2 separate regions of the Homo sapiens genome follow, and region 1 is linked to region 2. The links are chromatin contacts, found by Hi-C or POLR2A ChIA-PET in ENCODE. All regions are on one chromosome and are shown on one strand. Each heading gives the region's core, a stretch centred on a gene start or an enhancer-like site at or near the end of the contact. The rest is flanking DNA. Distances are from core to core; before and after follow the strand shown. Region 1 holds the start of HIVEP3 (HIVEP zinc finger 3). Region 2 overlaps HIVEP3 (HIVEP zinc finger 3).

The links. A loop is a pair of places that touch in the nucleus more often than their neighbours do. ChIA-PET counts read pairs that join two places held with the same protein, here RNA polymerase II (POLR2A). Pooled maps may share reads with other maps.
Region 1: a loop to region 2 is called in a pooled map, with 3 times the contacts of the local background. The contact joins the promoter of HIVEP3 here to the enhancer-like site in region 2. A Hi-C loop is called at or near these places in 11 of 50 pooled maps. POLR2A ChIA-PET finds 5 or more read pairs at or near these places in 6 of 52 experiments (CD4-positive, alpha-beta T cell, CD8-positive, alpha-beta memory T cell, WTC11 and 3 more).

The regions. Positions count from the first base shown.
Region 1 is chr1:41,917,538-41,921,251 of GRCh38, reverse strand. It overlaps HIVEP3 (HIVEP zinc finger 3), which reads left to right and starts at 2,330. Exons shown (of 9, transcript NM_024503.5): 1 at 2,330-2,839. RefSeq lists silencers at 2,999-3,048, 3,100-3,394.
Region 2 is chr1:41,738,856-41,742,249 of GRCh38, reverse strand. The region is part of intron 1 of HIVEP3 (HIVEP zinc finger 3); the gene reads left to right. Among named protein-coding and RNA genes, the nearest start is that of HIVEP3, 180 kb to the left of the region's middle. RefSeq lists enhancers at 2,841-3,060, 3,091-3,240. Within about 2 kb of position 1,294, at least 17 of the 41 ENCODE cell types and tissues checked have a DNase peak (open chromatin) inside an H3K27ac peak, as active enhancers do.

The sequences.
Region 1 (3,714 bases), core at 1,081-3,580, 180 kb before region 2:
AATCATGAGTTTATCAGTACTAATTAGTTTTTCCTCCCATGTCCCATCTACTTTGTATCTTCCCATATTATTCAAAATGTCTGCTTTATTGATGGCATCTTTCCCTGGTTCCCAGCATTGCCAGTGAATTTACCATTCCCCAAACCAAAAGCCCCCGTATGGAAATAGTGGAGAGTTCTGACACATCATATGGATAGATGGACCAAATGACCTTCCAGACTCATGTAACTCTGGGAGGCTTTTTCTTTAAAGCAGCATAATTAAAGGGTTGAGAAAAACTTTTACTGAAAAGGACAGAGAGATAGAGTTTAGTTTACTCAGGAGAACAGAATAAGGTGAGACTTAAATGGTGAGTCACACTAAGCCTGCTGAAGATACAGCAGGAGGGACTAAGATTAAATTACAGCTGAAGTGATTCATGTTGGTCACTACAAAGATCATTTAACCCTTAAAAAGTTGTGTGGCATCATGATACATTGCAAAGCCAAGTTACAAAGCCTCATTTTCTGGAGCTGTTCTCTTTAAAGGTAAGAGGATGGACTCGAATCACCTTCTGAATTATCGGACAGCCCTGTGACATGATTATACCTTGGTGCCTGAGATGTTAGATGGGAAATAAACAGCAGCATCTAGTAAACTCTCCTGGGGTAAAAAACAAAACAAAAAAAAAAAAACCATCTTGTTTTCACCCAGTCTTACTGATTTTTTTTTAGTGTGAAGACAGAATGTTTTTGTCAAAAACAAGTTCTCCAAATTTATAAACCTGATTGGAGACATCTTTAGTTTCTTCTCAAACATGCTGGGAAAATAGGAATGTCACTGAGACTCCTTCACCATCCCCTCGCAGCCCCTATTCCCCGGGGGGCTGGGTAGATGGAGAAGCAGGGGGCAGGGGCTGGACCAGGGAGAGAGTGACAGGCTCTCTGTGGTAGGTCTGTGCCTTGTCACAGAGCCTCCTGGGCTCAGGTCTGTGGTGGCCGCGGGAGAGCCAGCTCCACGCTGTGTGGCTGGTGACATTTCCGGCTGCCAGGGCCCAGCCAATCAGTGATGGACCCAGCTTGCTTGGGCGATGACACATGAAATATGATAATTTTCTGCCAAAGGGCCCTGGAAGAGGGGAAGGAAGAGAGTGTGTGTGTGTCGCTGGGAGGGGTCCACACAGGAGCGCCTGTGATGAGGTGGGAGGGTGACAGTGCACTTGTTTTCACGGTTTGCCTGGCAGGACTAGGCAAGGGAGGGAATGGGCTGTGATGCTGGAGCGGCTGTAGGAGCGCCCCTGTAGCTCCCGAGGTGAGCCACTGCCGCTGCTCTTAGGCGGGAACCAGCGGAGGAGCAGACAGCGCCATGCTGGAGCTCTGGGGCTGGGGTGAAAAAGAAACTGTCAAAGACATTTGCCTTCTTAACACACGTGAGCAAGGTTAGGACTCTTGTTTCTTCTCAGCGCTACCTCTTTAAAAGCCAGAACAAAACTGCAGTAAACACCATCTGGGTGGCTGAAGTACTCGAAGAATAATTTTTTTCAAAAAAATTTAGGCTGGAGGTTGTCTCTCCCCCTACCCTGTTTTTCTACCTCCATACCTCCATGCTGACCCTTAAAAGAAAAGTGAAAAACAAAACAACAGAACTCAATAACAAAATCTTGAAGAAGGGCCTAAGTCTGAATCGTAAAGACTCTAACTAAGGTTCAGGTGGTAGTTCTGATTCCTGATTCTGGTTGAAAGAAAGTATGTCTTGGAATGCGATGTGGCTCTGGATTATGTTCGACTTTAGAAATAGTGCCAGAACTATTCTTTGATTTGTGGACATGGACCCTGAGACTGCAGAGCAAGGCAGGGCAGGGCAAGGAGTGCCCGTGTTGAGCTCTCAGGTGCAGAGACCCCACTCCCTTCAGGCACTGTTGAGGCTCCCCGGCCCCTGATCTGCAGCCAGAGGCTGGTGAGGTGTGACACGCTTGCTGACAAGAGTGCCCTGTCTCGTCTGACCCGTGAACATGGGTGTTCAGAAGTGAAGGATCATAGTGTTTACATAACGTGCCAATTAGTACTGAGAAGCTCATCAGTGCAATAAATATTTATGACTTGCATTTGCATTTTTTCTCTCCACGTATATATATATAATATGTGTGCATATATATGTGCATATATATGCACATATATTATACATATATGTTGTTTTTTAAAAAGCACCAATAAATGAAATCCTTATCACTGTGTGCAAGCCTACTGTGCCTTTAGGCATGGGACTGGCTTCCTGCGCTGGGAGTGACAGCTATTCCGAAGTGATAATTGGTGTACTGTGTCTTTAAAAGGTTAAACCCCCTTTCAAAAAAGGTCTGGACTCCTAGTGGAAAAGACAAGCGAGGCATGGGTTGGCTCTGGATTCAGAAAACAGCTGCTGATTAGATTCTGTGTCTGCAGGCTGAATTTATTCCGTGTTTTTCAGCAGCACGAATTCAAGAGGGATGCTTCTGTTTGGGTTTCTGATCGTGATTTATATTTATTCAGAGGAATAACAGAGGGTGGATCTGTTCCCGGCGCGAGCATGCTCACAACCAGCCGACTCTCCCATTATCCAGCTGCCTAGTTTGGTGCTTCAATGTACATGGCTATTCCGTGTGCATATGTGTGTATACAAACACGCATGCATGCCTGGATGGACATACGTATGCACAGGTTATTTTTTAAGGACAATTCTTTCAATAAGGTCTTTACCCCTTACTTGAAACAGGTGTTCATGAAAAAAATGCACAAAATCCTGCCTGGCCGGAATAATTCATGAAGAAGGGGCTGGATCCGTGGGTCAGAGAACACAGGACCAGTTTGCCATCCCAAGGCCGAAGGTAGGGGACTCTGGGTTTTTATTCGGCGGATGGATTCCTTGCGCTGTATTTTACCTTGTGATTGTGTTTTTGCCTGAGGCCGCACCGCGAAGCAGAATAGCGAGCTGCGATTCCATTTTGTGTATGCCTTTCTTAGGCAAGGTGTCCGGCTGCCGAGACGCAGGGGCCGGCCGGGTGGGCTGCGCGTGGCGGCCAGTGCCCCCGGTGGGCTGAGCGCGCTGCTCGGCCTGGTGCTGGGGAGCGGCGCGAGCCTCAAGTGACCCCCGCGCGTCAATCACAGGCGGCGGCGGCGGCGGCGGCGGCGGGGCTGTAACCCTATGCGCGCCGTGCGCTCCAGCGCTGCTTGCAGCAGGCTCTGCTGGGCTCTGCACCCGCGCACTGGCGGCCGGCTCCATAGGAGCCTCGGCTGGGGGGCTTAGGCATCGCGTTCCGTGGCACCGGCGTTTTCTTGTGCTGCCTTGGCTGCTGCTCCGGATTGTTTAGGCGGACTGCAGTAGCCTGCTTGGTTGAGAGTGAGATTCGTATGATGCTGGCTGCTGAGACAGAGGGGATAGCTTTCTTTTTCCCCCTTAATCCTAGCCCCCTGAAAATATTCCTAAAGCAAAATCATTTCCCAACCCCCAACCTGACCCAACCAAACCCAAACCAAACTCCTATTCTATAGGGGATTCTTGCCTCCCTGCTAGCAGAGAGAGTGTCCCCTCCAAGTTATGCCCCACATTTTACTATCTTTTAAATGGAAACACTGATGGTGCCGAATGGTCCCTAATGATATTGTCCAGGCTGCTGAGGACTCCTGAGTGTGGCAGTGGTGCAGAGGAACTTGGAGGCTCGGCATTGGTTTCCTTTAACGTAGCTGGTTTGGTTTCTGTTGC
Region 2 (3,394 bases), core at 45-2,544:
ATGGATGGATAGACGGTTGGACAGATAGATGGCAGAATGGAAGAAAAGATGAGCGTATGGATGGACAGGTGGATGGGTGGATGGATGGATGGACAGATGGTTGGGTGGATAAGATTTGGTACCAGCCCCACCTCGAACTTCTGGCTGTAGAGGCTGGATATATTCAGGGTCCAATTCACAATGGTGTAGAATTCAGGGCTAAACTACAAGTCAGAATCAATTCTAAAAAGCATTATCTTGCCACAAATCAAGTCAGGAATAGGAAAACATTTCATTTCATTGGACAATCAATGTAAACAAATGCCTTGGCCTTCAGCCCTCAGTCTATCTTAGACAGTTGAAGGGAAAAGCTCAGATTTGCTGAGTACCTACTATGTTTCTGGCATCCTACAGATAGGATGGCTTCTAGTTTTCAAAACAGCCCTGTGTTTGACAAATCGGGATGTTTAGGCTGCTCCAATAGGTGAAGCAGCAGACACAAGGTCACACAATCAGTGGTTGAGCCAGAAATGAAAATTCAGGCTGTTCGTTTCCACAGCCCCTTCTCATCCCGACGCCCCATGGGAAATCAGATGGATAGGGCAGCACTTCTTTAGGCAGCAGATCCAGGTGGCTGCAGCCTCAGCGTGACTCACCTGTATCATGGGCTACCTCTCTGTGTAACACAGGGCCTGGCTAGAGACCCCAGGCCAAGGATGGGGGTGAGGATTAGAGAGGAAGGAACCTGGGTTTGTTTCCACTGTGCACCCTGCGAGGGCAGCTTAGTCAGCGGCACGGCCCATTAGTCACTGAGATAGGGTGGGTGGGAGAGTGGGGATGGGTCAGGACTCCGCAGGAGAGCACCTCCCACTCCCACCATGGAAAGACAGCTTGGGACCCCGGCCCTGCTAGGAGAATGCAAAGGTGGGAAGCAGATGAGTTCCTCCACACCTGCCTCTTGGTTCCATTGCTCCTCCAGTGCTAACACATTCTAGCTAAGCGGAGGAGGAAGACAAAGGTGCTAGGGGACCCGGGAGAAGAAAAAGGAAGGGGAAGCTTCCCCTCCTTTTTTGAAAGCAAACAGATCTGTGTTTCTATCCTCTTGCAGTTCCTCCCTGCTCTAGCTGTGTGATCTGGGGCAAGTCATTTCCCTTCTCTGAGCCTGTTTTTGCCTCACTTGGATGTTACAGAAATTAGACAAGATACCACATGTGAAAATGTTTGGCCAGGGCTGGCACATGGTAGGAGTCCAGGAAATCGTTCTCTTCCTGCCCTACCGTCTCTGGGTAGGTCTGATGAGAGGACAGAAAAGCACCAGCCTCTGGCCAGACACAGGAAACTGAGCCCCCACCCCCTGCCAGCTGTCCCTGTTCCTCCCTGCCTCGTATAGGCCTGGCTGTCCTCCCCAGCCATGCTTCTGCCCACTGAGGGCAGGGGGTTGCTTGGGTCACACATCTGTGGATGAATGGTAGAGCCAGGGCTGGTACCCATGACTGCAGACTCCTTGTGCAGTGCTCCTGTTCCCATTTTGCTTGCCTGTCTGCCATGGTGGTGGGGCACAGAGTGGGGTCCCCCCACACGTTGGTTGTCAGGATGAGTGAAGGAGGAAGTGTGAGAGCTCCTAGCCAGGGCCTGTGTAGTGGTGGGTGTTTATTAAACGTTTGTAGAATAAATATGAAGGACACATGCCCCAGAGCCAGCCTCTCTGTATATGGCAGTTTTTACCTTCTTCCCCACTCTTTGCACCCAAAACTGCTGTCATGGGCTTGCCCTGACAGCACTGGAGAGAAAAGCAGGCAATGTCATTCCAGAACCTTTGGGCTTCCCAGTGTCTGTTCCCTCCTCGCCCAATCACACCAGGTTTGCATGGTGCAGCTGTGTATAGGCAATAGAAGAGCGGCAGAGAAGCCAGGGGTGTCCTGTCCCACCTACATTAACTCATCCACTCTCTGGCTGCCCAGCCTCCAGCAGGTCTTGCAATAAGCTGCTTTCAGGATGGCCTTGGAGACTGAGTGGTCATCAGAGAAAAGGGGTGCAGGGCCTTAGGGCCCAGAGCATTGGTGGTGGCCGGGGAGGCAGTGGCCACACCATTGCCAGCGCCCACATCTTCATCCCGTCCACTGGCCAGCAATGTGGATGGGTAGGTTGAGTATGGGGAGACCTGGAGGACTTAGGTTTGAGTCCTGGATCTGCCACTTCTTAGCTGTGTGACTTTGGGCAAGTTACTTCAACCCTCTCATCCCATTTTCTCATCTCTAAAATGGGGATAGACAACTTCCTGGTTATGCCGTGGTTGTGGGTAGGAAAGGGCTGTTTGTGGCTGGGTGCTAGGGTGGCAGTGAAAACACTTTGGAAATGCTGAGATGCTGTCATGTAGGAATGTCATGGCCACTGTGCTGTTACTAGTGCTCTCTTCTGAAGCACACTGGGGAGGTGGGCCAGACAGCCTGGACTTGAGCCTCTGCCTTAAACAAGTCACATGGTCTCTGAGAGCCTCAGTTTTTCTCATCTGTGAAGTGGGCATGATTACCCTGCCTGTCTTACAGGGTTATCTGGAAGCAGACAAGATGATACTGGGAGTCTGGGGTTGAGACATGCTTGGTAGATGTTAGGTGGGTGGGTACAGTGGGTGGAGTGGAAGGAGCGCCTGAGGAAGCCAAGACTTCCTTCCAAGAGAGGCAGAGGGGGTGGGGGCAACCCCAATTTTTTCTCTGCTGAGCTGGGTAACTCCTGGGGGCACATTACTCACCCTCCCTGAGTCTCGGTGTTCCCATCTGCAAAGAGAGTTGTGGGTGCCCAGTGCTCTGTGGGCGGTCACTTGGCCGCCACTGGGCTGTCACGCTGTTCCTCTGCTCCTGGAAGGAGTGACCCACTGAGACTGGGCCTCCCTCTCTGGCAAGTTAGGCCTACGGCTGCCACCGACCCTCTGACCTCACTCGGCTCCTGCCTAAATGCCCCCCAGCTCCAAGTACTTCTCTGAAACAGCCTGGCTTCCTGGAGTTCCCCGTTTGCCACCGGCTGCTCTGTGCACGTGACCTCCAGCTTGAGATGTTGAAATCCTACTCCAGGCTGCCCGGAAACCCCCAGCCGTCTGGGGCCATGCAGGGGCAGAGGCGGCGCGGGCTCCTTGGGCTTTGCCACACTTTGCGGCAGCAAGTCGGGGGCATCGATTCACGTTCTATTTTCAGACATTTCTGTTTCCTCCGCAAAAAGCAGTGGGTGGCCGAGGGAATTCAGCCTTCCGGTGACTGTGAGATGATTCCAAGCACAATATCTTCATATGGATGATGATTTCAGAAACTACGTGAAATGTTGTGGTCTAATGGCGCCATGGTTCATTACCAACGGAGAAAAGATTTTAGAATCTACCCTCTTGGGGATGTGAGTGCTGATGTGGGAGTTTTCTCTCCATAGG